2 separate regions of the Homo sapiens genome follow, and region 2 is linked to region 1. A link is an interaction called in ENCODE POLR2A ChIA-PET data of the cell type or tissue named here. Cell type or tissue: CD4-positive, alpha-beta T cell. All regions are shown on one strand. Each heading gives the region's core, and the rest is flanking DNA. Links, peaks and the distances in the headings are about the cores only.

What was found. ChIA-PET counts read pairs that join two places held together with the same protein. Peaks named below come from ENCODE experiments on the same cell type or tissue, not always from the same donor. Only the 100,000 strongest peaks of a DNase experiment are listed, where the experiment ranks them.
Region 2: POLR2A ChIA-PET joins it to region 1 with 5 read pairs; 9 of 35 experiments call an interaction of 5 or more read pairs at or near these places.

Annotation. Positions count from the first base shown.
Region 1 is chr1:169,688,093-169,704,716 of GRCh38, reverse strand. SELL (selectin L) reads left to right here. Exons shown (of 9, transcript NM_000655.5): 5 at 1-149; 6 at 1,277-1,462; 7 at 3,029-3,157; 8 at 8,164-8,182; 9 at 12,915-14,050. The coding sequence ends at 12,933. Among named protein-coding and RNA genes, the nearest start is that of SELL, 15 kb to the left of the region's middle. RefSeq lists an enhancer at 7,796-7,845. In CD4-positive, alpha-beta T cell, for the core only: no CTCF peak of the experiment used is centred there; DNase peaks (open chromatin) are centred at 3,236 and 4,836; H3K4me3 peaks cover 1,489 bases; H3K27ac peaks cover 6,375 bases.
Region 2 is chr1:169,642,999-169,659,939 of GRCh38, reverse strand. No RefSeq gene overlaps it. Among named protein-coding and RNA genes, the nearest start is that of SELP, 21 kb to the right of the region's middle. RefSeq lists an enhancer at 862-951. In CD4-positive, alpha-beta T cell, for the core only: no CTCF peak of the experiment used is centred there; no DNase peak of the experiment used is centred there; H3K27ac peaks cover 675 bases.

The DNA of each region.
Region 1 (16,624 bases), core at 1-8,000:
TACCATGGACTGTACTCACCCTTTGGGAAACTTCAGCTTCAGCTCACAGTGTGCCTTCAGCTGCTCTGAAGGAACAAACTTAACTGGGATTGAAGAAACCACCTGTGGACCATTTGGAAACTGGTCATCTCCAGAACCAACCTGTCAAGGTGAGTAACTTCAGACTAGAGGTTTTGTCATGCAATCCTGGGCTTACAGTCAGAACATTCAGTAGAAGTTTGCTGAGAAGTCAAACTTAGGAGCCTAATTTAACCTAACTTTGTTTAACCTACTGTGATGTTTCTCAAAGGACTTATTCTAACTAAATTTTTTTGAAAAACCTCCCAAACAAAAAGTAAAAACCAAATACCCCTGAAGCCATCTCCCAGTGTGTAACATGACTTATAGCAATACAGCATGGTTATACTGTGTTTTTTATTTTTCTCATTGCCATTGCATAAATAATGTCTTGTTGAACCTCAGTTACATTTTGGTTCTTCTCCTCTCAATAACACCTGTTTTATGTGGTGTCCTACTTAATACCAACCAGTTTCCTTCCCAGGGTAGTGGAGGTCTTTCTTGGTTGTTTTATTTGGCTTATTCTTAAAATCACTTTTACTTTTCCTCATGCATAAACTTTTAGGAGAATAACAACTGAAAAACAAAAACACAATCTCTTGATCTTTTCAAGTTTGAAATAAGGTAGGTTTTTTTTTTTTTTTCATTTTTAACTGCCAACCTTATCTCCATATGGGAGAAAACCAATGTCATCTGAACTTACGAAGTTTTGGTTAACTTTTCTACAAGTATGCTCCTGATGCATTAGTTTAAGTAGTTTAATTCTTAGAAGTGCTATCAAAATCCCTTATTGAAATTATAAAACTGTCAACCCACCTACTGGAATTTACGGAAGTTGGACTTGCTTCAGTGAATTGGGATGTTTTTCAAAATGCTTGGGTAGATATCAGAACAGATGAAACGGCAGAGATTCTCTGAGAATATCCCATAAGAGCCCTTGATGCAGAGGCCATATGGCATGGTACTTCCAGCAGAAGGGGAGGGTCACCTTAGCTAGGGCAGCAGCCTGGAGTAGCTACTCCTCTCCCCACAGCTTTCAATGCTTCCTTGCCTTCATCTCTCATTCACCACCCACCATCATTCTCAAGAAAATAAAGCCTGGAAGCAATATCACAAGTAATGTAGTCAGGCAGCTTTGGCTAAAAATCCTTTGCTCAAGGGAGGGTCTCTACTCAGAAATACTGTTTTGTCTTTTTTTTTTTTTTCTTTTTCATTGAAGTGATTCAGTGTGAGCCTCTATCAGCACCAGATTTGGGGATCATGAACTGTAGCCATCCCCTGGCCAGCTTCAGCTTTACCTCTGCATGTACCTTCATCTGCTCAGAAGGAACTGAGTTAATTGGGAAGAAGAAAACCATTTGTGAATCATCTGGAATCTGGTCAAATCCTAGTCCAATATGTCAAAGTGAGTAAGTTTGTCCTGGAAAACTGAAATCTTAACGATGGAGCTGATGGATGAGCAGATATGAGGAAAGACATACATAAACATTTACATGTTGTTTTGCTAAGAATATGTGGCCTAGAAATAAATTTGTATGCTTAACTCACTGTAAAATCTTTGGCTGGTCTTTCCTCCTCCTTTAATGACAATCATTTCCTTTTTTTGTTCTCACCTCTTGCCATCTTAACTCCTAAAATCTGAACTCACTGATTTACTTTTTACCCATTCTTCTATTCCACTACAATCTAACATCTCTGTTAGCCCATTGAAATGCCTGTAAAAGGTCACTAATGACCACCTACTTCCCCAAATAATGGATACTCCTGAATCATCACTAAGCTAATGCCTCCAAAATCTATCTGTATATGAGAAGAATCATGTCTTGTTCATCTTTGTATACCCTCCACCTGACACAGTGCCTGGCAATAGGTGCTAAAGCAAATGCATGTTAAGCTAGCATGTGAAAGAATAGCTACCTGTGTCTGCTCCTGAGACTATCTGCATGGATGACAAAAGTCTTTAAATGGTAGGATCTACAGAAGCTGTCAGAAATGCTGATCTCTGTGTGCTGCGTGCCCAGGGCCAGGGAGTAGAGTGGATGAGCAGAGAGAGGCAGGGAGGCCTTTAGCAGAGGACTGTGTATTAGGCCTATCAGAGACATTTCCCTTTAAGGCCTAGCTAGTGTTCATTTCCTCCTCATCTTCATCAAGCCAACAGGTACCTTCTGTCTGGAGCTCCTGGGAACTTGAGCCTTCTCTCAATCATATATTTGGGTGTGGGGATCAAATCACCTTGAAAAGGTTCATCAAAGTAATGGGAAGAACTAAGGATAGAATCAGACCCTCTGCCAATATGTAAAAAAGTAGATTCCTTCAAATGTTAGTATCAGGAGACAGATTTTTTTTTATACCAGTATTTTCAAATAGAGGCTCCCAAATGAACTTAGTTTACACTTACAAGAGTATCTCTAAACATGCCCTTTTACTTATTCGTGAAGGAAGTAGAGGGAAGTGGTAACTACTGCATTGGAAAGAAATTAGTGCAGGTCCTTGGCATGTAAAAATCAAGTGCTTATTTTTGCACAACTGCTTTAAAGTAAAAGCATTAATGATTTCCTTTGACTGGTGAATTATCCAGTTCAGATCATTGGCTTTTATTTTTCCTGAAGTTGTATTAGGCTTTTAGCTCTTCTCTGTGTTTCAGAGTTCCAGTCATTGAACAAGTCCATGGAGCTAAATACAACGATGACCATTCTTGCCAACATTTTTAGGTGCATTTTCAGGAACTCTATGAACCACAAATCTGGGCATTGAGATTCTGTAGGCATTAGACTAGCAAGGCTGGTCCAGTCTTTGCCTATGCTGTAGACTCATCAGGGGCCTTCCCATGCCAGTTTCCTCATCTGTCAAATGGCATCAAATGGGCTACTACTGGGAGATGTAAGGAGGAAAAAAGTCAAATATCATGAGATAGACTAAGGAAATAATGCTGGTGGTCTCATGCTATGTGCCTTACTGATTTCTCTTTCAGAATTGGACAAAAGTTTCTCAATGATTAAGGAGGGTGATTATAACCCCCTCTTCATTCCAGTGGCAGTCATGGTTACTGCATTCTCTGGGTTGGCATTTATCATTTGGCTGGCAAGGAGATTAAAAAAAGGTATGTGAGTTTAACTTCACATGAAAAGAACACAACTTTAAAGTGAAAAAGAAAAAAAAAAGAAACCCACAGGAAATTAAATGTGATAGATTCAACACAAGCAGGATGCCAAGCTTTACATTCTAGAGCCATCAGTCCCTGGAGACATGTAAATCAGCCCAGGACACACCTTCATTAAAACAGGTTGGCTGATTTTCGCTTTTCATCTGATAAACTTTTAAAAATGTCTATTACCTTCAAGGCAGCTTGCTAGGCTGATAACAACTAAGTGAGATATTCTAATGGTTCTTTGCTCTTATGTAATTCTTTAATACTTTTTTTTTTTTGAGACAGAGCCTCACTCTGTCACCAGGCTAGAGTGCAGTGGTGCAATTTCAGCTCACTGCAACCTCCGCCTTCTGGGTTCAAGCTATTCTCCCACCTCAGCCTCCCAAGTAGCTGGGACTACAGGAGCGTGCCACCATGCCCAGCTAATTTTTTGTATTTTTAGTAGACACGGGGTTTCACTGTGTTAGCCAGAGTGGTCTCGATCTCCTGACCTCGTGATCTGCCTGCCTTGGCCTCCCAAAGGGCTTGGATTACAGGTGTGAGCCACCACGCCTGGCCTGCTCTTAATTAATTCTGAAAAAATGACACACTATCTCTGTCCTCTAAGAGCCTACATGCCTTGGATTTCAATGCTACAATTCCACTAGGAAGTGGGTCTAATGTCCACTAAGGTTTCAAGGCACTGCTCCCAAATACCTGACCTCTTCAAGAGTCACCTGGTTCCCAACACATGGGCATTGCATTAACCCTGGGAGAAATTCCCATGTATTCTCCCAAGTATCTATTCACCAAGGCCACAGCTCTAACCAAATGCACCATATATGCTTTCCAACCATCCGTCACTGGAGAGGAAAAGAGAAGGAGGACTGCCTTGAGAAGTTAACATCTGCTGCCCAGATTATCACTCCCTTTACCTTAAGGCATGAGTGTGTCTCAGCTTTAAAGTGTGAGCAACCCACTAGCCTGCAGCAGGCCTTGGGTGTATGGTGCCACATTTGGCCAAACTCACCTGGAAGAACCATTCAAGGCTGTAACATTCATGGACATTGGGCAGCTTTTAAGATATACCTGTTTTGGCCAGGTGTGGTGGCTCATGCCTGTAATCCCAGCACTTTGGGAGGCCGAGGCGGGCGGATCATGAGCTCAGCAGTTCAAGACCAGCCTGGCCAACATGGTGAAACCCTGTCTCTACTAAAAATACAAAAATTAGCCAGGCGTGGTGGCGGGCACCTGTAATCCCAGCTACTCGGGAGGCTGAGACAGAAGAATCACTTGAACCCGGGAGGCGGAGGTTGCAGTGAGCTGAGACCGCACCATTGCACTCCAGCCTGGTGACAGAGTGAGACTCTGTCTCAAAAAAAAAAAAAAAAAAGATATACCTGTTTCAAGTTCAGGGATGATCTCGAAACAATTGCTAACCAACTGCTCTGTGTTGCCTTTCTGTGGGCTCAGTTGATTGTCATTTTAATTTTCCTTCCATCAAATTAGTTAGTACGTATTCTGTTCACTGAATATGGTATGTAAAGGTTGCCCCCTGTCCATTTACACTGGCAATTACAAAAATATTATTTATCAGTCCCTAATTGCGTGCCACTCTGATCTTATCTTTCATTTAAATTTGAGAATAGTGGGCGCTAGGTAAGTTTTCTAACCAATCCAGAAAGACAAAGTGTGTGAGGGGGGTGGGGATTGTTGATATGCAAGAACTTCATTAGCTATGTATAACCTGAGAGCACTGAGCAGTTAAAATGTCTCTGCCCTTGCTATTAGAAATTCTGTGCTGATTGAATCTCACTATCTTATAGTATTATACAGTACTAAGTACTATACAGTACTAAGTATAAGTATCAAGTACTGCATTAAGGCAAAAGAAGAATGACAGTTTTCTCCAACCACTGATTATTCTTTCCATTGAGACTTCAAATCTTGACCCCGGTTGTCCTGTCTTTCTTCCTACCTTGGGCGATGATGGCAGAACTGACGGATAGAGAACAGGGTGGGTTATTACACACTGCCCCCTGGGATAAGGTGGCTATTGTCTAAATAATTTTAAGGACTTTGGGGCTGTAAGTCACCTTAATAAGGAAGCTATTTATTTCCGAATTCTAAAATCTTTTAATAAGTGTTTGTAGAATCAAAAGAATAGAATCAAACTCATTTGCATGTAGTGAGGGGTTAGCTGGCTAAGGCTGTTTTATAAGCAAGGGTAAAAAAATTAGAGGGGTTGTTTTTAAATTTTTTACCTTGGAGTCATTTCTGTACAAGATCTCAAACCGATAACTTGAAAACTGCTGTGGGAATCAGTGTGGGGCAAACAGGAAACAGATAACGGGCAGTTAGGCTAGTTACAGTTATGCCAACAAAGAAAACAGAAGCCCCAAAAGATCACTGGCTTGGTAGGAAGCTTAGGGTATCTTTAAGATAACATTAAATAGTCTTCATCTGTGGGCCAGGCACCTTGGCTGTCACCTCTAATCCCAGCACTTTTGGAGGCTGAGGCAGGAGGATTACTTGAGCCCACGAGTTCAAGACCAGCCTGGGCAACATGGCGAAACCACATCTCTACAAAAATACAAAAAATTAGTCAGGCATGGTAGCATGCACATGTAGTCCCAGCTACCCAGGAGACTGAGGTGGGAGGATCACTTGAACCCAGGAGGTCAAGGCTGCAGTAAGCCATGACAGCACCACTGCACTCCACAACAGAGTGAGGCCCTGTCTCAAAAAAAAAAAAAAAAAAAGTCTTCATTTATAAAACAACATCTTCCATTTTCACCAACTTACAAATGATTCTGCTTTCCAAAGATTTTAGTTGTAGGTTGGTCCTTTAAAACATGAAGAGTATTTTTCCTATGGAGGCAATGGTAGAAATAATGGCTACATTCCCAGGCTAAATCTAAGACAAAATATAGTTAATGGCATTTACAAGGATAAAAGTAAAAAGTCATAAATCTCTATGTGTGTGTTTAGGTGTGTGTGTGTGTCTATGTGTGTGTGTATATGTATATATATACACAGAGAGAGAGAGAGAGAGAGAGAGAATTTATAGGCTTTTTGGGTTCTAATAGTTAGAAAAAGGGCACAGGTAACTATTTAGAGCATGGTAGCCAATGAAGTGACTAGAGCCTTCACCCCTATTCTTCTGTCCTCAGATGAATCTTCTGACTCTAGCACTTTGTCCCCTGCCCTAGTAGTCTTAGTATGGAGACTTTCCCTCCTTTCTTTTAGGAAAGGAATAAGGAACAGTTCCAGAAACATGTGTCCTTGTGCATGGGCTCATCTAGACACATTTTGTGCACCAGGCATTATCATTTTCTGATTAGTCACTACCATTGGCCCTGTTTGGTAAATAAGGAAACCAGGGCAATGATGTTTTAGGCCAAATCTCAAAAATACCATATCAGCAGGACCCAGAGTCAGAGATTAGACTCCAGTCCAGATACATCTTCTAAAATCACTGGTCTTCAGATTTGTGAACTGGTTTTTTCCTCGGTTGGAAGAATTTCCCACCAGAACCAACACACAGGGTTAGACCAGGGCATGAAACTGAACACATGCCCCCTTAGTTCCTTTTTCTTCAAAATGAAACTCTCTCAGTAGGAACAGATTCTTACTCATCTATTGCTGTTAGGTTCATCATCCCTAAAAAAAATATTTATGTGAAGCTAACCAGAATCTGAAATTAATTCAGATTTGATTCCCCCTGCTCAAGTGCACTTGGTCATCAGCAGGCTGAATTTTAGAAGAAAAGATTTCAAATAGTAGTCTTTAATACTTTAAAGGATTAAAACAGTAATGCAACACTGTCTACGTGCTAGGACCTGAACTAAATACTTGGAAATATTTTATTTTATCAACCCAATGAGGATGATACAATTATTATGCCTCTTTAACAGATGAAGAAATTGTAGTTTAGAAAAGAAAGTAGCTGTTCAAATACACACTACACTACAGGTGGCAAAATAGGGCTTTCACCTGGGTAGGATGATTCTAGAATGCCACTTTACAGCCACTGAAATATATTGCCTCCCAAATGATTCTTTCTGCTCAAAGAGTTTTTTTTAAGTTATCTACTTATTTATATTCTGCTTTTTTCAAAAAGAATGTGAGAACAGTACAAAATGTGTTCAGTATAGCAAATTAAAATTAATTAAAAAGTAAGAAAAAGAAGCCAATTTGGGCAACCCACTCGGGTCCCCTTCCACGCTGTGGAAGCTTTGTTGTTTCGCTCTTCGCAATAATAAATGAGCTTGATGTTTTATTGAGTACAAAAAAAAAAAAAAGAAAGCCAAATTTAAACTTAGGGTACAAAAATCATTTGGAACCAAGGTTGAAGTTATGGCACAAAAATGTATGTCACAAAGTTTTATATACTTGGTAGGAGAGGGTCTCAGATCTAGCTCTGAGTTTCCTTACAGCCAGTCAAAGGAGAACCATGTGATATTCCTTGTGTTTGTAAGATAAAAACACATTAGTTACTCAGATGAGGCTGCACAATTCCTACCAACAAGACCAAAGTGAAATTCTCTTGTGGATTCTCATAGAGATGATGCTGTGAGCTGTAATGGCACATAGTTTTACAGTATTAGCAGCTGTCCCTCAAGGGAAGAATCTGCAGGTAGGATGAGATGGCAGATTGGGAAGGGATAAACACTTGAATGGACATATTGGGTCTTGCCACCAGGCAATTTAGCAATTCTGTCTTCTTGAGTAGCACGGAGAATGGAATGGAACCTCAGGAGGCATCTGCATCAACATGTCTGTTCTGTATTAGTGTCTACCACTGTTTATTAAGCCAGTTCCTCAAATCTCCTTTGACACAGATAGGGTCCACCTAACAAATACCTAATATACTTCAAAAGACAGTTTTGAGAGTGGGAGTCTTCCTTCTCCCTTACTTGAAAAACTTTAAATTGTCTAATTTTTGCTAATGCCTTTTCTCTATTTTCTATTTTCAGGCAAGAAATCCAAGAGAAGGTAAGTTTTATTAGTGGCGAGGAGTTTCCACATCTGCTGATTCATTCTCTACTTCCTTAAGTTACTTCCTGCTCTAGCTAGACACATTAACCCCATAGTAGTTTATTTACCTGGGGTCCTCATCCAAATGACCAGATAAGGTGATAAATCTACTAGCTTCCTTTCAGAGCTGTGCTTTTTGGTGCTAGTGGAGCTGAATGAATGAATGAACGAACAAGTAATCCCTATTAGAAAAGGGCAGTTTATGTAAAGGGAGATTTTTCTGATTACCTCAGAATTTTTTCTGAGGGTTAAAAACATTGTGGTGTGTTCTTCTTGTTCTTAAATATATTATTTAAGAAATATTCAATTGAACAAGCACTTATTGAGAAATGAATAAATGCTTATTCAATTGACTATTTGCATTCAATTGCTCTAACAGGCATTGTCCTTCAGAAATGTGGGAAAGATAGGGAGCATGAATTCTACCTACAGCTTCCCCAAGGAGGCAAGTATTTTTCAGTTTGGTCTTGAAGCTCAAATTTCTTCTACTGGAGAAATAGCACAGTGGGAGGAGATGCAGACATGTGAAAGTTGATGGCCCACCTGGCAGAAATGAAGATGGAAAAATATTTCTCAGTATCTAGGGTTTAGTGACTTGCTCTGGAATTTTAGGAAGGAGAGTTTAAGTAAAATAAACTATGAAAGGAGGACTTTGGTGACATATTCAGTACCCAGCTGGACAACTGAGCTTCCTTTAAAATGCTAGAAATGAAGTGAGATGATTTCTGAAGGGATTGGATGCTGGTTTGGGCAACCATCCTACCAATCACAAACTTAGTATGGGCCATTGCTTAGAATGCAAAGGAAAAAGTGGGGAAAAATGAGGCACCAGAAGCCAGATCATAAACTAATGTATAAGCCATGTGATATGGGCTTTATCTTGAGGTCTTTTGGGATATCACTAAAGGGGTTTAAACAGTGAGTAGCCTTACCTCTGGCATCTTATAAGGTCACCCTGCAGAGCAGTATGGCAAGTGTGGGAGACAGGTGAGCCTGGATTCAAAGAGACTTGTTTTGGAGGCATTTGCAGTTATTAGATTAAAACCGATGGCGCCTGTCTAGGGAACTAGTAGTAAGAATGGGTTCATGAAATAAGAGGAGGTGATATTAACTGAATGTGTCTGTTAATTGGCTAAAAGTGAGAGAGAAGAATCAAATTATCATCTTTCTCACCTGGAAACTGGCGGATGGTAGTCCTGTTTACTTCTGAGAAGGGAACATAAAAGAATGAGAGGTTTTGGAGGTAAAGATCATGGGTTCAGTTTTGTACTGAGCTTTGGGTGTATGCACATCATTCACTGTGGCTCATTGGACCTATCCAAAGCACAGAGGCTATGGCAGGAGAAGTGGATTTGGGTCCCTCACATTTCAGGAGGTAACTGCCATCTCAGGAGTGGGTACTATCATCCAGGGAGGGTGTGAGTGCTTTAAGAATGGAAGAGGACCTGGGAGAGAGTATGGGAGCCAGAGGAACATCATTATCTAATAAGTCACCTAAGGGAAAGAGAAATGAAAAGATGTTGCCAGGCAGGGAGAAGGAAGAGGAGAAAGAGTGTGGGGTAATGAATGCCAAGGAAACAAAGAAAGGGGAACGGTTTCAAACATTGCCAAGAGAACCAGTAAGTATCCCCTGGATGCAACAAGGGTGTCAGTGGGGAGACTATTTGCAGTGCAGACATCAAGACAGAGGTCAGACGGCCAAGCATTGAGCATTACTGAGGATGAGAAAGTAGAGACAGAACAAGCAGTCATCTCTTTTAAAATGTTTGGCTGTGAAGGAGAAGTGGGGCAGGGGTAACTGGATGAGGATGTACGATCAGTGGAGGTTCTTTTTATTCTTTTTAATTACTCTGTCTTCTCTTTACTAGTGCAAATGGAGTCTAGTGAGGAAAGGCTTCTTTCTCTGGGCTGGTCTCCCTATGTCTGTGGCAGGAAACCCACAGATGTGAAGATTTCTTTCAAACTCGCACCTACTGAGTGAAAGTATTTTCTGGCACAATCTACCCAGAGCTGTTTTCTGGCTACCGGAACCACCTGTTTTAATTGCCACTAGATGGAAGCAGATCAACTAGATTTTTTTTTTTTAAGATGTCCTTGAGGCACAGGAGGAGAGACTGGCTGGAAGAATATTAGCAAAAAGCTAATTACCATGCTAAGCAAATTGCTATATTAAGTTTAATGGTTCACTGATTTTTTATAATCAGTCAATTAATAGTTGTTTATTGAACATTTTTGTGTTGGAAACTGCTAAGCTTTCTTGAGACAGCAAGAGGAGTCAGCCTGGTCCCTGATTTCAGGAAAATTATTACCTAGCTGGGGAGTTAAGACAGGAATATAGAAAGAAAAAAATCAGAAAAATACAAGGCAGAGCATGGTAATGGCCAATGGGTGCTATATTTAAGAAGGAAAAGGTCATTTGGCTTGGTGGTTATAGAAAATGTTATAAAGAAGGTTGCTTATGAAGAATAGATAGGATTTAGGTATATGGAGAAAAGCAGGAAAGGAAGGCAGTCTGTAGGAAGGAAATTGTGTAAGCAGTGGTATGGTAGTGAGACTATGAAAGCATTTTTCAGGGGCCACTGAGCAGAACTTTCTTGAGCCCATGGCTTATTGAGGAGTTGTGGAGTTGAAGTTGGAAAGGAAGGCTGGCCCCAATAACATAAGTCTTGAATGCTTCACCAGATGGTCTAGAAAGGCCTAGCAAAGAAGAATTATTTGCCCAGCTCTCATTTATTGACCAAGGCTGTATTAATTCATAAGAATCACAGAATTCTAGGTCTGAATATGATCTTGGTGGATATCACATTCAAACTCTTTTTGTAGTTGAACTAATTAAGTAAGTTTTCTATAGGCCTTGAGCAAGTGACAGAGTTAGTTACAATAATCATAAACCTTTATCAAATATTAATTCCATGTTGTATACTGTTATGAATGGTTTACATGTCTTAAATCATGAAATATGCCTTTAAGTCTGTGGGAGAAGGGTCTATGAACATCTTCATTACTGATAAAGAAACAGGCACAGAGAAATAAAATAGCCTGAGGTCACAATAAATGGCAATGCTGAGATCCATACTCATTTGGATCCAGGAATCATGCTCTTAACGCGTATGCTTTTAGAACTCAAGACCCTTGACTACCAGCTTAGAGTGGCAAGTCCCAGGCACCCTCCTTTTCCAGTAACGTGGTTTTTTTTTTCACACTGAAACCATTGTGTGACGGCACTGAGGAAGGGTGGGGTAGAAGTATGGTGTGTTTTTAGAACAAGTCAAAGGTAAAATGAATACTATCACACTAAACACCATGAGCCTTTTTTTTTTTTTTTAAGTTCTTGGGTGAATTTTCATAGTAGTTTGTGTTCATTTCTATTAGCTTTTGAATGGTGAATGAATGACTCCTTGGGCATTTGTGGTTTCATTTCTTGCTGGGTTATTTTGACTCTTCTGCAAAATGACTCTGTTTATCACCTCATTTGGTTTCTACTGTCTAAATTCTGGCAGGATAGAAGCTACACCCAAGATACACAGGAAGATATGATGCCAACCTCAGAGGAGGGCATATGTGAAATTTTGTTTTCAGAAACATTTTTTTGTCTCTATTTTGGCAAGCACATTTGCAGCTGCTGAACTGTGGTTTACCCTGACAGTTCATCATGAGACCAGCTCCTCAGAATCTGGTTCTCCCTTTGAAAGGTGCTGTGAAGACATACCATATTTCATTCTCTCCTTGTCCTTTCCAAGAATAAGACAGTTGTGTCACACAAAAAAAGTGTCACTTATTTCTTTAAACTAAATGTGTTACCATCTCATTAAATTATATCCCAGGATATAATTTATCACGAGTTTATAACCACCACTATTTCATGAGTTTAAATTTTCTCCAATTTCACTTTCCATTTAAGCATGCCTTCTAATTCCTTGACTTTCCACTGCTCAAAATCAATCTACAGCTGGGCTCGGTGGCTCACGCCTGTAATCCCAGCACTTTCGGAGGCCGTGGCAGGTGGATCATGAGGTCAGGAGTTTGAGATTAGCTTGGCCAATGTGGTGAAACCCCATCTCTACTAAAAATACAAAAATTAGCTGGGTGTGCTGGCACGTGCCTGTATTCCCAGCTACTCAGGAAGTTGAGGCGGAAGAATCGCTTGAACCCAGGAGGCCGTGGTTGCATGAGCTGCCTCCGTGCCACTGCACTCCGGACTGGGCAACAGAGTGAGACTCCATCTCAAAAATAAATAAATAAATAAATTAAATTAAATTAAATTAAAATAAACATAAATTTAAAAAATCAATCTACACTGTCCTTCAGACTCATTAGATCTGGAGACAAAGACCGTATGCACCACAAAAATTTCTCCAAGTGGGGTCTGTGCGCCAGTGGCATAAGCATCACTAAAGAGCTTGTTAGGGGTGCAGAATCTCAGGCTCCACTCAGACCTACTGAATCAGAGTCTGCATTTTAACACCATCTCTGAGTGGTAAGCACATGAAAATCTGAGAAGTGCTGCTACTAGGGTTTGCTTACATTTGTTCATCTTCAGAGGTTCCTAAAGCCTGGCCTCTTGTCTGAGATTTCCAGCTGAAAGCATTTCCTTGCTCCTCTTCTCATCTCTAATGAATATTTACCTTTACTACTAACACTCCAAGTTTTGCAATTTTTAAACTCTTATTATCTTTTGTTTTTCTTTCAGTATGAATGACCCATATTAAATCGCCCTTGGTGAAAGAAAATTCTTGGAATACTAAAAATCATGAGATCCTTTAAATCCTTCCATGAAACGTTTTGTGTGGTGGCACCTCCTACGTCAAACATGAAGTGTGTTTCCTTCAGTGCATCTGGGAAGATTTCTACCTGACCAACAGTTCCTTCAGCTTCCATTTCGCCCCTCATTTATCCCTCAACCCCCAGCCCACAGGTGTTTATACAGCTCAGCTTTTTGTCTTTTCTGAGGAGAAACAAATAAGACCATAAAGGGAAAGGATTCATGTGGAATATAAAGATGGCTGACTTTGCTCTTTCTTGACTCTTGTTTTCAGTTTCAATTCAGTGCTGTACTTGATGACAGACACTTCTAAATGAAGTGCAAATTTGATACATATGTGAATATGGACTCAGTTTTCTTGCAGATCAAATTTCACGTCGTCTTCTGTATACTGTGGAGGTACACTCTTATAGAAAGTTCAAAAAGTCTACGCTCTCCTTTCTTTCTAACTCCAGTGAAGTAATGGGGTCCTGCTCAAGTTGAAAGAGTCCTATTTGCACTGTAGCCTCGCCGTCTGTGAATTGGACCATCCTATTTAACTGGCTTCAGCCTCCCCACCTTCTTCAGCCACCTCTCTTTTTCAGTTGGCTGACTTCCACACCTAGCATCTCATGAGTGCCAAGCAAAAGGAGAGAAGAGAGAAATAGCCTGCGCTGTTTTTTAGTTTGGGGGTTTTGCTGTTTCCTTTTATGAGACCCATTCCTATTTCTTATAGTCAATGTTTCTTTTATCACGATATTATTAGTAAGAAAACATCACTGAAATGCTAGCTGCAAGTGACATCTCTTTGATGTCATATGGAAGAGTTAAAACAGGTGGAGAAATTCCTTGATTCACAATGAAATGCTCTCCTTTCCCCTGCCCCCAGACCTTTTATCCACTTACCTAGATTCTACATATTCTTTAAATTTCATCTCAGGCCTCCCTCAACCCCACCACTTCTTTTATAACTAGTCCTTTACTAATCCAACCCATGATGAGCTCCTCTTCCTGGCTTCTTACTGAAAGGTTACCCTGTAACATGCAATTTTGCATTTGAATAAAGCCTGCTTTTTAAGTGTTAACTAGTTTGCCTAGTTTGTTATTTTGAAATTATCATATGTTTTGTTTTCTCCCCAGTGAGATTACATGCTCCTTCAGGGCAGAGTTTGTGTCAGATCCCTGGAGTATCTAGTGCATTACTTGACACTCAATAAATGAATGTTCAAATAAATCAGAAAGAGCATACAGTGCACTGCTGATATAAGTTTCAGCAAACCCTCTTTCTCTATGGCATCTGATGACCTGGGCAGATATCACCTAATGTCAACAGCTGAATTCTTATGAGAGAATAGAGCCCTTTCAGAAGCTAGCTGGAAATACCTCCTTGTCCCATGGCCAATATAGATTTCATACAAATTTGCACACATTATGAGAATAATTTTTTGGTAATGATTACACTTTTCTTTCTCAAAGACATCTCAGATTCTGTATTATAGCAAAAGCTGTTGCAAAAGATTCTCCCTATAGTACACTGTAAATCTTGGATGTGCAAATCACATTCATGTGGTTTAGGGTACATCCCCTGGAGGTGTACAGTGCACACGTGCACAGACACACATGGCAACCCTGACAAAAATGTTTATTCCACTAACACATCAGGGCCAAGGAACCCAAATGGACACTACTCCTTGTAATTATGATGTATATAGATTTAAAAATAAAGTTCTATATTCAAGCTCTAGGATTCCTATATGATCTTAGGAATTACATAATAGTAATCCCATAAATCAAGATTCATAATATAAAATTCTCCAGAAACCTTGGTCTTAACCTCCCTGAGACTTACTTCCTATGCCCATAAAACAAGAATGAAATTTGCCTTGCTTACCCCACAGGGTTATTGTGATGGTACCTTAAGTATGAAACTGCTTTGTGAACTGAATCTGAAACACAGACTTTTTTTTTTTTTTTCCTCACTCAAATCTTACCTTTCATGCTTTCATGGTGTAAGATTCTGGTTCTTATCCTAAGGCTGGAACAGATGGAGCTCTGAGTCCTTATCCTGAGATTAGAAGCCAGGAAGTCTTTCACTTGTGTTCCAATAGGAACTCAGCCCTCAGATTTTCACTGCACAGGGTCAGCTCTGCCCCCTGCACTTCTGCTTGCGGGAGGAGGAAGGGCCTGGGACAGGGAGTCAGAGGCATCAGTGGGAACCCTGCCTCTGTCTCCGTGATGTGACCCTGGCCAGTTGTTACTCTCTCTGAACTTCAGATTTATTTATGAAATGGGGATCCCATTATCTTTGTCACATGATTGTGCTCCACATTTTATGAAATAACTCCTCCTATGCTTTACTCAGAGTACCAAGTTCATGAAATTGTCAGAGTCCCAGGAACACAGAATTATTCATTCCTTCTGATTTGTTCACCCAAGATCAATGTGCCTGGGCTGTATTATTGTAGTTTCCTACAGAAATAGTTCACCAAATTAAAATCTAATTTTTAAAAAATTAGCTGGGCATAGTAGCACATACCTGTAGTCCTAGCTAGTCGGGAAGCTGAGGCAGAAGGATTGCTTGAGCTCTAATGATTTAATGAGAATAGAAAGAAGCAAGAAAGAGGCTTCTTGTCCAAATTGCACTGTGGAAAATGAATAAATGTATTCTTTAGACATCTATATTTTTCCCCTTAAACTTCCTCCCATCTGCCAGTTGACTTCTCTGTACAGTTCTTTCTCCAAAGTTCTTTGCATTGCCCTCTTTCAACTTCAGCAATTTGATTTTTCCCTTCTGTTCAAATGTCCTATTATGGACATTTTATGGAAAGAAAATCTGCCATCACCATAACAGCCTACCCACCATTTATGACAAAGGACAGGGAAATTATTAGGAGAAATAATGAGATCTTTACTTCCCTTTGGCCTTTGTGGCCTTGTCTGATCCAGTGGGCCCCAACATTTTATGAGATATATACAGCCTTCCCTGCGAGACTCTGAAAGGGTTTTAGTTAAAAGTAATATAATAATTATCACGCGTGTCGGTGTGAAGAGACCACCAAACAGGCTTTGTGTGAGCAATGAAGCTTTTGAATCACCTGGGTGCAGGTGGGCTGAGTCCAAAAATAGAGTCAGCAAAGGGAGATGGGGTGGGGCTGTTTTATAGGATTTGGGTGGGTAGTGGAAAATTACAGTCAAAGGGGGTTTTTCACTTGTGGGTAGGGGTGGGGGTCACAAGGTGCTCAGTGGGGGAGCTTCTGAGCCAGGGGAAGGAATTTCACAAGGTTAATCCCTCAGTCAAGGTGGCGCAGGAACAAATCACAATGGTGGAATATCATCAGTTAAGGCAGGAACCAGCCATTTTCACTTCTTTTGTGATTCTTCACTTGCTTCAGGCCATGTGGATGTATACGTGCAGGCTTGGGCTCAGAGGCCTGACATTTCTATCTTCTTATATTAATAAGAAAAATAAAACGAAATAGTGGTAAAGTGTTGGGGCAGTGAAAATTTTTGGGGGTGGTGTGGAGAGATAACGGGCGATGTTTCTCAGGGCTGCTTCGAGCAGGATTAGGGGTGGCGTGAGAACCTAGAGTGGGAGAGATTAAGCTGAAGGAAGATTTTGTGGTAAGGGGTGATATTATGGGGTTGTTAGATGAAACTGT
Region 2 (16,941 bases), core at 5,095-13,094, 50 kb after region 1:
TTGTTGTGTCTCTGTCAGTTTTTTGTATCAGGATGATGCTGGCCTCATAAAATGAGTGAGGGAGGAGTCCCTCTTTTTCTATTCTTTGGAATAGTTTCAGAAGGAATTGTACCAGCTCCTCTGTACCTCTGGTAAAATTTGGCTGTGAATCCATCTGATCCTGGGCTTTTCTTTGTTGGTAGGATATTAATTACTGCCTCAATTTTAGAACTTGTTGTTGGTCTATTCAGGGATTCAACTTCTTCCTGGTTTACTCTTGGGAGAGTGTATGTGTCCAAGAATTTATCAATTTCTTCTAGATTTTCTAGTTTATTTGCACTAGGTGTTTATAGTATTTTCTGATGGTAGTTTGTATTTCTGTGAGATCAGTGATATCACCTTTATCATTTTTTATTGTGTCTATTTGATTCTTCTCTCTTTTCTTCTTTATTAGTCTGTCTAGTGGTCTATGTATTTTGTTAATCTTTTCGAAAAATCAGCTCCTGGGTTCATTGATTTTTTTTGAAGGGTTTTCAGTCTCTGTCTCCTTCAGTTTTGCTCTAATCTTAGTTTTTTCTTGTCTTCTGCTAGCTTTTGAATTTGTTTGCTCTTGCTTCTCTATTTCTTTTAATTATGATGTTAAAGTGTTGATTTTAGATCTTTCCCACTTTCTACTGTGGGCATTTAGTACTATAAATTTCCTTCTAAACACTGCTTCATTTGTGTCCCAGAGATTCTGGAACATTGTGTCTTTGTTCTCATTGGTTTCAAAGAACTTATTTATTTCTGCCTTAATTTTGTTATTTACCCAGTAGTCATTCAGGAGCAGGTTGTTCAGTTTCCATGTAGTTGTGCAGTTTTGAGTGAGTTTCTTAATCCTGCATTCTAATTTAATTGCACTGTGGTCTGAGAGACTGTTTATTATGATTTCAATTGTTTTGCATTAGTTGAGGAGTGTTTTACTTCCTGTTATGTGGTCAATTTTAGAATAAGTGTGATGTGGTGCTGAGAAGAAAGCACAGTCTGTTGATTTGGGGTGGAGAGTTCTGTAGATGTCTATTAGGTCAGCTTGGTCCAGAGCTGAGTTCAAGTCCTGAATATCCTTGTTAATTTTCTGTCTTGTTGATCTGCCTAATATTGACAGTGGGGTGTTAAAGTCTCACACTATTATTGTGTGGGAGTCTAAGTCTCTTTGTAGGTCTCTAAGTACTTGCCTTATGAATCTGGGTGCTCCTGTTTTGGGTGCATATATTTTTAGGATAATTAGCTCTTGTTGCATTGATCCCCTTACGTTCATTTAATGCCCTTTTTGTCTTTTGTGATCTTTGTTGGTTTAAAGTCCGTTTTATCAGGGACTAGGATTCCAACCCCTGCTTTTTTTTGCTTTCCATTTGCTTAGTAAATATTCCTTCATCCCTTTATTTTGAGCCTGCGTGTGTCTTTGCATATGAGATGGGTCTCCTGAATACAGCACACTGATGGGTCTTGACTCTTTATCCAATTTGCCAGTCTGTGTCTTTTAATTGGGGCATTTATCCCATTTACATTTAAGGTTAATATTATGTGCGAATTTAATCCTGTCATTATGATGGTAGCTGGTTATTTTGCCCGTTAGTTGATGCAGTTTCTTCATAGTGTCGACGGTCTTTACAATTTAGTGTGTTTTTGCAGTGGCTGGTGTGGGTTTTTCTTTTCCATGTTTAGTGCTTCCTTCAGGAGCTCTTGTAAGGAAAGCCTGGTGGTGACAAAATCTCTCAGCATTTGCTTATCTATAAAGGATTTTATTTCTCCTTTGCTTATGAAGCTTAGTTTGGCTGGATATGAAATTCTGGGTTGAAAATTCTTTTCTTTAAGAATGTTGAATATTGGCACCCACTCTCTTCTGGCTTGTAGGGTTTCTGCAGAGAGATCTGCTGTTAGTCTGATGAGCTTCCCTTTGTGGGTAACCCAACCTTTCTCTCTGGCTGCCCTTAACATTTTTTCCTTCTTTTCAACCTTGGTGAATCTGACAATTACGTGTATTGGGGTTGCTCTTCTTGAGGAGTATCTTTGTAGTGTCCTCTGTATTTCCTGAATTTTAATGTTGGCTTCTCTTGCAAGGTTGGGGAAGTTCTCCTGGTAATATTCTGAAGAGTGTTTTTCAACTTGGTTCCATTCTCCCTGTCAGTTTCAGTTACACTAATCAAACGTAGGTTTGGTCTTTTCACATAGTACCATGGAGGCTTTGTTTGTTCCTTTACATTCTTTTTTTCTCTAATCTTGTCTTCACACTTTATTTTATTAAGTTGATCTTCAATCTCTGATATTCTTTCTTCCACTTGACCAGTTCGGCTATTGATACTTGTGTATGCTTCACAAAATTCTTGTGCTGTGTTTTTCAGCTGCATCAGCTCACTTACATTCTTCTCTAAACTGGTTATTCTAGTTAGCAATTCCTCTAACCTTTTTTTCAAGGTTCTTAGCTTTGTTGCATTGGGTTAGAACATGCTCCTTTAGCTCAGAGGAGTTTGTTATTATGCACCTTCTGAAACCTACTTCTGTCAATTTGTCAAAATCATTCTCTGTCCAGTTTTGTTCCCTTACAGGTGAGGAGTTGTGATCATTTGGAGGAGAAGAGGCGTTCTGGTTTTTGTAATTACCAGCCTTTTTGTGCTGGTTTTTCCTCATCTTCATGGATTTATCTACATTTTGTCTTTGATGTTGGTAACCTTCGGATGGGGTTTTGTGTGGACGTCTTTTTTGTTGATATTGATGCTATTCATTTCTGTTTGTTAGTTTTCCTTCTAACAGGTCCCTATGCTGCAGGTCTGCTGAGTTTCCTGGAGGTCCACTCCAGACCCTGCTTGCCTGGGCATCATGAGCGAAGGCTTCAGAACAGCAAAGATTACTGCCTGTTCCTCCTCTGGAAGCTTCATCCCAGAGGGGCACCTGCCACATGCCAGCTGGAGCACTCCTGTATGAGGTGTCTGTTGACCCTGCTGGGAGGTGTCTCCCAGTAAGGAGGCACGGGGGACAGGGACCCACTTGAGGAGGCAGTCTGTCCCTTAGCAGTGCTTGAGCACTGTGCTGGGAGGTCCGCTGCTCTCTTCAGAGCTGGCAGGCAGAACATTTAAGTCTGCTGAAGCTACACCCACAGCCATCCCTTCTCCCAGGTGCTCTGTCCCAGGGAGTTGAGAGTTTTATCTATAGGCCCCCGACTGAGGCTGCTGCCTTTCTTTCAGAGATGCCCTGCCCAGAGAGGAGGAATCTAGAGGTCAGTCTGGCTACAGCAGCTTTGTCGTGCTGCGGTGGGCTCTGCCCAGTTCGAACTTCCCGGCAACTTTGTTTACACTGTGAGGGGAAAACCACCTACTCAAGCCTCAGTAATTGTGGACACCCCTCCCCCCACCAAGCTCGAGCATCCCAGGCCAACTTCAGACTGCTGTGCTGGCAGTGAGAATTTCAAGCCAGTGGATCTTAGTTTGCTGGGCTCCATGGGGGTGGGATCCACTGAGCTAGACCACTTGGCTCCCTGGCTTCAGCCCCCTTTCCAGGGGAGTGAACACCTCTGTCTCACTGGTGTTTCAGGCGCCACTGGGATATGAAAAAAAAAACTCCTGTAGCTAGCTCGGTGTCTGTCCAAACAGCCGCCCAGTTTTGTGCTTGAAACTCAGGGCCCTGCTGGCATACGAACTTGAGGGAATCGCCTAGTCTGTGGGTTGTGAAGATCATGGGAAAAGCATAGTATCTAGGCTGAAGTGCACCATTCCTCACAGCACAGTCCCTCACTGCTTCCCTTGGCTAGGGGAGGGAGTTCCCTGACCCCTTGCACTTCCTGGGTGAGGCAATGCCCCACCCTGATTTGGCTCACCCTCCATGAGCTGCACCCACCATCTAATGAGTCCCAATGAGATGAGCCAGGTACCTCAGTTGGAAATGCAGAAATCACCCGCCTTCTGCATTGATCTTGCTGGGAGCTGCAGACTGGAGCTGTTCCTATTCAGCCATCTTGTCAGCCACTGGCCCTAAAAGTGGTTTTAACTGTGTGGTTTTGATTGCTTCTCCATCACTTATTACCCCTGCTGGCACCATTAGAGATGGCATAAATAAAGTGACTTTCCTAGACACTTGCCATGACGCTTTGTATTTAACTGTGTCTTTATATTACAGACACTTGTAGATTAAGTATCTTCGAAGGAGAGGAATAAGAGTTGGACAGCCTCTTAAGATATATAGAATCCTAGTGAGAATATTAATCTTCTATAGGTAATGAAAGCAATTCATTATTTCATACCAAAGACTAGGGTCTGTTAGTATCATCACCATTCTTGGGAATTGTGAAGTGAGTCATGTGCATGGAAGTGGGAGGAGTCAAAAATCTGGAGCTTTCCTCTGGGTCTCTCTCTCTCTTTTGTTTTTTTTTTTTTCTGAGACAGGGTCTCACTATGTTGCCCCGGCTGGTTTCAAACTCCTGAGCTCAAGCAATGCTCTTGCCTCAGCCTGCCAAGTGCTGGGATTATAGGCATGCACCACATCTGGCACGGTCTCTCTGGATCTCATGTTTTCATGGTCACATTTGGGAAACTCAGCTCACCTCACTCTTCAAAATACTGGTCATATTTTCCATTTTCTTAGTTTCTTGGTGTCCTATGTTAGGTGGTTGTTTGATAAATTTTCCTCGTACAAAGCAGATGCTCAACAATATTGATAATATGGAATGTCTACCACTCTCAGGGATGTTGACATTGGAGCAGAGGATCCTGAGTGCCTCAATCCAAAGAATAATTATTAAGTTTATTGGTTAGAATAAAAATAATAATAGGCATAACTTTATACAGCATTGACTATGTTTTAGGCACTATTTTAACACTATAAATGCATTCTTGTTTCATCTTCTTCTCCTCACTTTATGGATGATGCATTTGCTGAAGATCATACAGCTGATAAGTGGCAGAATTGTAATTCACTTGATCTTAGCCAAAAGGCTGAGAAGCAATGCAGAATTGTAATTCAATTCTAGCCAAATCTGTCTGATGCAGGAGTCAGGTTCTCAACCATTATAATATAGGGACTCTGTTTTGTACTGTGTATTTATTTTTCTGCAGTAGTAATTCTGCTTTTTACTGCATATAGCCACTATTTTCTTGCTCTATCATTTATTTCATTGAACCTGTGTTTTCTCCTACTTGTTCCCATTCTGTTGCCATATCGTCTTTAATCTCACTGGGCATAGGAAATAGCCAGTTGTGTAGAATATTCTTCTGATTCATAAAGTGAACCTCAGAGGAAAGGAGTTTCTCAGCTCTTGACTTTTTGTTTCTTTTCATTATAAAGCATTTGTTTTCTGCACTATTTAGTCTCCATGATTTTGACTTGTTGATCCTCCTTGCTATTCACAAATCTAAAAAGATGGTTTTAACTACTTGTCTTAAATGTTGGTATTTGAAGCTTCCTAGGACAAGGCTGAAGTAGCAGGCCATATGGGGTGACAGCCCTGACCCATGCCAGGTGGGCTGCCAGGGTTTCATTAACTAGGACTGGGGGTACAGGTCTTGGATCCCATTTCTGAGGTATGGTTGTGCATAGATTTTCCCACCACACACATCTGGCCACTGAGGTTAGGCACGTTAGAGGAGAAAGCCAGACTGTGACAAAGTCTTACTTGGTTGTGAGGCAGGGTAGAGGCTTTATATTATTATTGTTGTAGTTACTGAAAAATATTTACAGTAATAACATTGGAGACAAGCAGGTTGCTGACATTGCTACTTATTCCACAATATTCCTGAAATCCTACAGTCTGAACCAAGTGTGGAATTTTTCACAAACTGTGACAAACTGAGATCTTTTAGAGCAGAAGCATCCCTGAAATCACACCACAGTTGCTGCCAACTTGGCCTAAACACAGAGCCCAGTGGTGCTGGCATCTGTGAACACCCATCATGCATTTCACTGTGACTGTAGCACTTGACTTTTGCAGCTTTATACCCGCGTCATATATATTTTGTGAGGGTTTGAGACATAGTTGTGGCCCTATAGAGGTACACAGAGGAATGCATGCTGGCTGAGCTTTTGGACAAAGAGGGTCTTGGAAATCTGCATGATGATGTGGAAAGAATGTAGGCTTTGAAATCAGACTTGTCACTCTTGGCTTTAAAAACTGGCTCTAATATTACTAGTTCTGTGATCTTGGGTTTGGCAAATGACATGTTTAGTTTCAATTTTATCATCTGTAATATGCCAATCACACAGCATATAATCAACATGTCAAACTAATAATTACGTATTTTAAGTCAGTTTCTCTCACTAGTCCAAGGTTCATGAGAATGGAGAGTTCATGTCTTGCTCATTGCTATATTCTTACTATACCTAGTACAGTGTCTAGCAAGGACTAAGTGTTCAATAAGCATTTATTAAGTTAATAAGGAGCTCTACAATAAAACTGCTTGGGTTTTAATTGGAATTGCATTACATGCATAGGTCAATTTTAGGAATATTTACATTTTTATGAGTACACACTTTAGGATTCATGAACATATCTTTGTATTTAGGTTTTCTATGTTTTCAATAAAATTTTGTATTTTTGCTCTAAAGATATTATACATCTTTTGTTAGATTTATTCCTAGGTATCTGAAATTTTTACTGTACTGTAAAAGTCTTTTTATAAAAAAGCACATTTTAAAATTTTTGCGTTGATACTTAGAACTGCAACTCAAATGTACATATTATTTTTTAAGGAGCCAAGTTTTTAATTTTTCTTACTATTCTAGTAATTTTTCTGTAGATTCATTGAAGTTTTCTACCCAATGATATAATTTGCAAATAAAGACAATTTTATTTCTTACCCCCCAATCCTTATATCTTTTCTTTTTTCTTTTTTTTTCCTTATTGCCTTATCTAGGACATCTAGTACAATATTGCATAGAGACAGAAATAGTGAGATCCTGTCTTGTTATTCATCTTACAGGGAACAGTTATAGTGTTTCCCCATTAAGTATAATGCCCGTTACGGGTTTTCTTTGTAGATACCATTTACATATTATAGCAGTTCCCTGTCATTATAATTTTTTAAATAAATAAATGTTAGTTTATTGAACTTCTTTGTATGTTGAAAAGATTACATTTTGAATTATCTTCAATCTGTTAAAATGTAGATAATTATATCACTGATAATGTTAAATACATTTTGCATTCCTGGGGTAAATCCAAATTGTTTACGGTACACTATGCAATCTCTTTATTGTTTACATAGGTCACATAGGGAAAATTAAACTCAGAGAAGTTGAGCTACTTGCCCAAGGCCACACAGCCCAAGTATTTGTAAAAAGCAGATGACTGAGGCCAGACACGGCAGCTTATGCCTGTAATCCCAGCAATTTGGGAGGCCGAGGCAGGGGGATAGCTTGAGTCCAGGAGTTTGAGACCAGCCTGGGCAATATGGCAAAACCCCATCTCTACAAAAAATACAAAAATTAGCCAGGCATGGTTGCGCATGCCTGTAGTCCCAGCTAATTGGGAGGCTGAGGCAGGAGGATTGTTTGAGCCCGGGATGCGGAGTTTGCAGTCAAGTGAGATTGTGCCATTGCACTCTAGCCTGGGTGAGAGAGCAAGACCATGTCTCAAACAAACAAACAAAAAACAAAACAAAAAAAACCACACACACACACACACACACACACACACACACAAACAAACAAAAAAACTGAAACCTTGAAGTTCTGAGTAATATAGCCTGGATGAAATGGACTAATCATAAAAGGTGTTTAGGTATTGCCAGCAGACCACTTCATTTAGAAAGAACGAACCACTCTGCCCCTTGGATAACATCACTTAAAACTAAACTGTCATGCATTACTGCCCTCTGGGATCCCAAAGTTTCATTTAGGGTCATTGCAGGATCCCCATTATCTCTTAAGTAAATCCTCGGGGAAGCTATTAAACCTCTGGGTAAGACAATTCTCTGTTATTAGAAACCAGGATCATATAATTATTTGAGGATTAAAAAATTGGACTTGATTTGATTTTTCCAGCTAACTGACTTTAGACAGTTGCTATTTTCCATTTGTTTATTATATTATAATCTATTGTTTAATATCACAGTTGGAGTATGCATATATTTCAATCAGTGACTCATTTTGGTAACCAAGATATTCGGTTGTCAAAGTATTACTCCAAAATACATATTAAGTTTTTTAAGAATTATATTCAAATTCACGTTTATCAGACCAGAATTCCTCTCTTTGAATTTAGTGTGCTTCTAGCAATGCAGTCTCTGGCACACAGGGTTATGAAAAGACCCTAATTTGCTAAACAAGCCAACTGACCAGTCCTGCAGATAGAAGGTGAGCAAGTACAAAAGCAGCAGCCGTGAAACCCAGGGAACAGTCAGTGTTTGTGTCTTAGACACCTATATTTTCATTTAATTATTTTTAATAGGCTTTATTTTTAGAGCAGTTTTGGGTTCACAACAAAATTGAGCAGAAGGTACAGAAGTTTTCTGTGTATCCCCTGCCCCCACTCATCCATAGCCTCCCCCATTATCAACATCTGCTACCAGAGTGGTACATTTGTTACAATTGATGAACATAATTGACACATCATTATCACTCAAAGTCCATAGTTGACATTAGGGTTCACTCTCGGTGTTGTGTATTTTATGGGTTTGGACAAATGTACAATGATGTGTGTCCACCATTATGTTATCATACTGCCCAAGAAATCCTCTGTGCTACGCCTGTTCATTCCTCCACTTACCATAACTTGGCAACCATTAGTATATTTACTGTCTCCATAGTTTTGCCTTTCCCAGAATGCCATATAGTTGGAATTGTCTAGTATGCAGTCTCTTCAGACTGGCTTCTTTAACTTCAAGTAATTTGAATTTAAGTTTCCACCACATCTTTTCAAAGCTTGATTGCTCATTTCTTTTTAGCACTGAATAACATTCCATTGTCAGGATGTACCAGTTTATCCATTCACCCACTTAAGGAAATCTTGGTTGCGTCCCAGTTTTGGCAATTATGAATAAAGCTACTATAAACATGCATACACACGTTTTTGTGTGGACATAAGTTTTCAACTCCTTTGGGTAAAAACCAAGAAGTGTGATTTCTGGAACGAATGATAAGACTATGTTTAGTTTTGTAAGAAACTGCCAAACGGTCTTCCAAAGTGGCTGTAATATTTTTCATTCCCGCTAGCAGTGAATGAAAGTTCCTATTGTTCTACATCCTTTGTGTTGTCACACAAAGGATGTTAGCATTTGGTGTTGTCAGTGTTCTAGATTTTGGCCATTCTGACAGCTGTATAGTGGTATTTTATTGTTCTTTTAATTTGTATTTCACTGATAACACATGATGCAGAGCATCTTTTCATGTGATCATTTGTAAGCTGCACACATTCTTTGGTGAGGTGTCTTGTAAGATCTTTGACCCACTTTTTAACTGAGTGGTTTGTTTCTCAATGTTAAGTTTTAAATATCTTTTTATATTTTGGATAACAGTGCTTTCTCACGTGCATCTTCTGCAAATTTTTCTCCCAGCCTGCGGCTTGTCTTTTCATTTCTTTGACATTGTCTTTCACAGAGCAGAAGTTTTTAAAGTTAATGAAGTCCGTCTTAATCAATGATTTGTTTCATGTATTGTGCCTTTGGTGTTGTAGCTACAAAGTCATCACTATATCTAAGGTTATCTAGGTTTTTTCCTGTTATCTTCTAGGAGTTTTATAGTTTTGCATTAAATTTTCCATTTTGAGTTAAAATTTGTGAAGTGTGTAAAGTCTATGTCCAGATCTTTTATGCGTGTAGATGTTCAGATGTTCCAGCTCCATTTGTGCAAAAGACTATCTTTGCCCCATTGTATTGCCTTTGTTCCTTTATCAAAGATCAGTTGACTTTATGTTGGTCTATTTCTGGGCTCTCTAATCTATTCCATTGATCTATTTGTGCACTTTTTCACCAATACTGCACTTCCTTGATTACTGTAGCTTTATAGTAACTTTTGAAGTTGGGTAGTATTGGTACTTCAACGTTGTTCTTCTCCTTCAATATTGTGTTGGCAATATTGTGTTAATACACTTGGGCTGCAATAGCAAAATACCTTACACTGAGCGGCTTATAAATTTATTTCTCATGGTTCTTGAGGCTGAGAAATCCAACATCAAGGCATAAGTAGACTTAGTGTCTGTGCTCTGGTTCATAGGTGGTGACTTCTAGTTGTGTCGTCACACGGTGGAAGGGGTGAGCTCTGTGGGGTCTGTTTTATAAGGGCACTAATTCCCTTATGGTACAATCACCTCTCAATGGCCCCACATTACCCTGGGGGTTTCGAAATATGAATTTGGGGGACATACAAACATTTAGGCCTTAGTAGCAAATAAACTTTAGAATCAGTTTGTTGATATTGACGAAATAACTTGTTGGGATTTTGATTGAGGTTGCATTAAATCTAAAGATCAAGTTGGGAGGAATTGATATCTTAATAACATTGAGTCTTCCTACTCGTAAACATGAAATATCTTTCAGTTTATTTAGTTCTTTGATATCTCTCATCTGAGTTTTGTGGTTTTCCTCATTTTCCTTCTCTCTAAAGAACTTTTAAATATATTTTTTGCAAGGCAGGCCTACTGACAAGAAATTCTTTCAACTTTGTTTGAGAAAGTATTTCTCCCTCACTTTTGAAGGATTATTTCACAGGGTACAGAATCCTAGCCTGGTTGTTGTTGTTTTTTTTACTTCAATTCTAAATATTTCACTGTATTCTCTTCTTGCTTGAAAGGTTCTTAAGATAAGTAGGATGCAATTCTTATTTTTTTCCTCTATAAGTGCTATGGTTTGGATATGGTTTGTTTGTCCCCATCAAATCCTGTGTTAAAATTTGATCCCCATTGTGGTGGTGGTGGGAGGTGAGGCCCAGTGGGAGGTGTTTCAGTCATGAGGGTGGATCTGGTACAAATGGTTTGGTGCCATTCTTGTGGTAGTGAGTGGGCTTCACTCTGGTGAGACTCGTTTAGTTCTCACAGGAATGGATTAGTTTCCTCTGAGAGTGAGTTGCTGTAAAGCCAGGATGCCCCTCAGGACTGGTTCCTCTTCACATGTGCCCACTTCCCCTTTGACCTTCTCCACCATGTTTTTTGACACAGCACAAAAGCCTCACCAGAAGAGGGGCAGATGCTGGCATCATGCTTCTTATACAGTCTACAGAACAGTGAGCCAAATAACTCTCCTTTCTTTATAAATTACCCATCCTCAGGTATTCTTTTATAGCAATACAAAATGGACTAAGATACTAAGTAAGGTATTTTTCCCCTCTGGCTTCTTTTGGGATTTTTTTCTTTATCTTTGATTTCCTGTAGTCTGACAGTGATAAACCTACGGGTATTTTGCGGGGGGATTTATCCTTTTTGATGTTCTCTGAGATTTCTGTATCTGTGGCTTGGTGTCTGGCATTAATTTGGGGGAAATTATTAGTTGTTATTGTTTCAGATAACCTTCTAGTCCTTTGTCTTTTTCTTCTCTTTATGGTATTTCCATTACTCACATATTATATCCTTTGTAGCTGTTCTGGGTTTTTTCAGTCTTTGTACTCTGCTTTTCAGATTTGAAGGTTTCTGTTAAGATAGTCTCAACGTCAGAGATTCTTCCCTGAGTCGTCTCCAGTCTACTAGTAAGCCCATTGAAGGCATTCTTCCTTTCTGTTATGTTGATTTTTATCTCTATCATTTCTTTTTGGTTCTTTCTTCCATCTCTCTGCTTACATCATCCATATATTCATGCATGCTCCCTACTTTATCCATGAGAGCCCTTAGCATATAAATCGTAGTTGTTTTAAATCTTGATCTGATAATTCCAACATCCCTGCCATATCTGAGTCTGGTTTTGATGCTTGCTCTTTCTCTTACAAATGTGCTTTTGGCTTTTTGGTATGTCTTATAATTTTTTACTGATAGCCAGGCATAATGTATCCTGCACTGTTTCCCATAGAGATTATTACTTCAGTAAGTTGTGATTTTCTCTATTCTCCTGTTAGTCTTTTTAATTTGGCGGTAGGGGGTGGGGGTGGTGGCAGCAGTTTTCCCTGTGACCTTGCCTCTCTTATGGATCTAAGAAAAGCTTCTGATTTTTCAGTTTGTTCAGCTTTTTACTTATTGTTACATGGAGTGACAATCTTTAATATTCTTACATGCTAGACTGGAAAGCAGAAGTCCTTTATTTATTTTTCACCTTTATTGAGCCTGCCACCTTTCATGACTCACTGCTAGGGACTGCACCAAAGTCTTCAAGCTGTGAAGTGGCAAGAGGTGACATCCAAGGACATCTTTATGCAATGTCCTAAGTTTTTTGTGTTACTCCCCAAACATTATATATTGGGTAAGCTCCATAGTAATTAAAGTTAGAAAAATGAGATTTGTTGTTGTTGTTCTCTACCAGCTTGGCCAGGTTTCTTAAACTGGAAAATGTTGGAACAGGAGTAGGGGAATGGTCACCATCATATACTGTTGGCAAGAGTTCAAATTTATACTTTTATTTGAAGGATAATTAAATAATATCTGTCAATATTTCAAGTGCACACATACTTTGGTCTAGTAAATTCACTTCTAATAATTTTCCAAGAGAAATTATGGGACAAATATAGGCAAAGACACATATTCTAGAATGTTTTGCAGTTTTGTGTATGATAGCAAGAATTTATAAATAGAAAGATTTTCATCCATATGGGATATTTTGAATACATGATGGTGCATTTTACAATGAAATATTATGCAGCCACCACAAAGAATGATAGAGACATATTTATTAACATGAAAATATGTCCTTAATATATGACTTAACTTAAAATACTAAAATACAAAAGTAAAGCTTAAACCTATTTTTGTTGAAAATTATCTGTGAATATATGAATTTAAAATTCTAAAAGCATACCAACATGTTAATAGTGGTTGTTTTGGATGATTGTTTTCTTCTTTATGTCTTTCTGGTATGAGTCTTTTATAAGAGAAACATAATTTTTCTATTTTTATTTTAGAAAAAGACTGTTTTTGTGAAAATTCATTTTTATGAATTACATTGACAGATGAGTTACAAAATTTAAAAGTTTTATTTTAATAACAAAAAGAAAAACAAGCTCTAAAGAACACTTATTAAGCCAAGTTTAAGTACAAACAAGTCTCCTAAATTTAAATCCCCAATGACACCTTTTCCTCCTTCTTCATTGTTCAAAGGAAAGCAAATCCCTAGGAGGCTATTATGCCTTTTGGAAAGACAATTTCCTCTTATCGGGAGCCAGGATCACAGAATTATTTAAGGATAAAAAAACGGACTTGATTTGATTACTTCCAGCCAAGTGTCTTTATATAGCTGTTATTTTTCCGTTTCTTTATTTTATTATAATCCATTGTTTAACGTCACAGTTGGAGTTTATATATATTTCAGTAAATTACTCGTTTTGATAACCAAGGTATTTGTAAGAAAAGGAAATAATTTTTAAGCAGATGTGTCAATTTTGAAACATTGTTCAAAATTACCTTTTCACTTACAGGACTCATTCAGGGGCACTGTGGCCAGTGGTAGATGCAATTAAAGTTGCATGTATTCTATTCATACCTGGAGAATATGTATTCTCTCTGTAAGAACCCACTGGTTCAACTGTACAGCGAAACTCATCTTAGCCCCAAATTCAGAGCAGAGATACTGCTCAGGAAGCCATTTCCAAAAATACATCTCCAAATTTAACGGAAAGAAATCTACTATTTCTTAAGTTCTATTATTTTTTTGTTATTAAATGAAAAATTATTAATGGATAACATCCATGCCTTGCATGTGATGGGAACAAAACGTGGGTTTATGGCTCTCGAATGTGAAGACATTTAATGAGCTCTAGGCTAATAGGGTTTGTGGAGAGGATGCCAGTCCCACTAAGACAATGGAGAAGCAGTGGTTTTTTGGTTTTTTTTTTGACATGGAGTTTTACTCTAGTTGCCCAAGATGGAGTGCAATGGCATGATCTTGGCTCACTGAAACCTCCACCTCCCAGGTTCAAGCGATTCTCCTGCCTCAGCTTCCCAAGCAGCTGGGACTACAGTCACTCACCACCATGCCCGGCTAATTTTTGTATTTTTAGTAGAGACAGGGTTTCACCATGTTGGTCAGGCTGATCTCGAACTCCTGACCTTGGATGATCCACCTCGGCCTCCTAAAGTGCTGGGATTACAGGCGTGAGCCACCGCACCCAGTCAATAGTGGTTGTTATAGGCAGAAAACATCACTGCACTGATACATTCTATAGAAGGCTTATTGGAAGAGAGAATATTTCAGACACGACTCTGATATAACTTGAATTGACTATTATTATGAGCCAGAGAAATAAAAATAACACATAGTCACTGCAGTTGATAAACCTGCCAACCATAGAGGGAGACTGCTGTTCAGGCCCAATGTAGAAAAGGCAATTGTGGGCACACGGGGTACTTGTCACTCAGACAAAAGGCCACCAGCCTTGGTGCCTTTACTGAGCATGCAGCTGCCTGCACGGGCTTATACCTATGTACCTGTCTCTACTTTGGGCACCACAGAAAATGTAATTCCTAGGAACCTATGATAGGGGCAAATATTGAAGAAAAGAGAAAAAATCCATATTCACAAACTTCATAAGAAACTCATTATACTTTCTTTCTTATATATTCTCTTTCAGATATATATTTTAAAGTGGATGTGTAGTGTATGCGTGTGGTGGGAGAAAGGGTAGAATGCATTCCTCCCCTGCAATTCCTTTATGCCTAATATGAAATTGTTCAATTCCTAAAACCTAACAAATATTAGCATTTTGAGAAATAATAGAATTGAGGCTGGGTGCAGTGGCTCACGCCTGTAATCCCAACACTTTGGGAGGCCAAGGTGTGTGGATCGCTTGAGCCCAGGACTTCAAGACCAGCCTGGGCAACATAATGAGACCTCGTCATTATAAAAAAAATACAAAAATTAGCCAGGTGTGGGGGCACATGCCTATAGTCCCAGCTACTCGAGAGGCTGAGGTGGGAGGATCACTAGAGCCTTGGAGGTCAAGGCTGCAGTAAGCTATTATTGCAGTACTGTACCCCAGCCTGGGTAACAGAGTGAGACCCTGCCAAAAAATAAAAAAGGAAGGGAGGAAGAAAGGAAGGAAGGAAGGAAGGAAGGAAGGAAGGAAGGAAGAAAGGAGGAGAGGGAGGGAAGAAGAAATAGTACAATTGGCTGTCTAGGAAAATCCACAGCTTTACGGGAGGCAGTGGGAGGCTGACCTCACCTAGACTTGTGGGACTGAAGAAGAAAGCACGAGATGCACTTTGTGTCCTTTATTCTCTGTGCTTGGTTATTTCACTCTTTCTCTGAACTCTGGTGGCTCTCACCTGTGTGGGCATGCATTGTCTCATAGAGTTATATCTCCTTTCTTCGTGTTTGGCCTGTATCTCCAACTAGATTAAAATCTCCCAGAGGCAGTTTTTAATGCAGACTCAGCAAACTGAGTCTCCTATTTTTGTGAGGTCCCAAGCCCTAGAACAATGGCCTATGGAAAAGACACAATAAATGATTGTTGATGTTGCTGTTAACATTGATGGATGCTGGTTTGAGAGGTCTTATTTCGTTAATTGCTTAATCCTTAAACAAAAGTTTCTCTACAAGGATTGGCTTTTGTTCCACACACTTGCTAACACTTGTTGGCTCTTGTCTTTTTGATAATAGCTGTCTGTGATATCTTATAGTGATTTTGCTTTGCATTCCCCTGATGATTAGTGATGTTGAATACCTTTTCATATACCTGTTGGCCTGTTGGCTTTTTTTTTTTTTTTTTTTTTTTTTGAGACAGATCTTGCTCTGTCATCTAGGCTGGAGTGCAGTGGCATGATCTTGGCTCACTGCAAACTCTGCCTCCCAGTTAAAGTGATTTTCATGTCTCGGCTTCCCCAGTAGCTGGAACTATAGGAGTGCACCACCACACCTGGCTAATTTTTGTATTTTCAGTAAAGACAAGGTTTTGCCATATTGGCCAGGTTATTCTCCAACTCCTGGCCTCAAGTGATCCGCCCACCTCGGCCTCCCAAAGTGTTGGGATTATAGGTATGAGCCATTGCCCTTGGCCCCATTTTTATGTCTTCTTTGGAGAAATCTCTATTCAGTCCTTTGCCCATTTTTAAATTAGGTTATTTCCTTCTCTGCTATTGAGTTGTATTTTGAATATTAACTCCGTATCAGATATATGGTTTTCAAATATTTTCTCCCAATCTGTAAGCTATTTTTCCATTTTGTTGATTGCTTCCTTTGCTGTCCAGAAACTTTTTAGTTGGATATTATTCCATTTATTCATTTTTGCTTTTGCAGCCTCAACTTTTGGGGTCATATCCAAAAAATCATTGCCAAGACCAACTTTAATGAGCTTTCCTCCTGTGTTTTCTTCTAGGAGCTATGGTTTTGGGTCTTATGTTTAGGTCTTTTATCCATTATGAGTTGATTTTTAAGCAAAAAATTAAACTGGAGAAACACTTTCATAAACCATGGGATGTGCCTCTAAATGCTTAATTAGCATTTTTAATTTTTAATAAATGTTTCAATGAAAATTTTTAATGCATGTTTTTATAAATTTGATATCTATTTGTAATTTCAGAGATGTATCTCTAAAGAACGAATGATTGCAGAGACCTGGTATAATCATCATTGGAGGTAACATTCCCCTGAATGCATTAAAGAAAATGAATATTATTAGCTATTTAGTCTTTTATTACCTTTGATCATGGGAAACAGTAGGACAAGTCAACCAGGAAGGTTTCAGGAAACTCTTAACCGCATAATTTTTAATTCAATGATTGGGTGGGGACTCAGAAATTAGCCAGTTCTACGTCCCATTCAACCTAGGCTTTTTTTCTTACGAATTGAAGCATGTTCATGTTTGCCCCACATTTCCAGATCAAAAATACTTTCCCCACCTGTAGTCCCAGCTACTCAGGAGGCTGAGGCA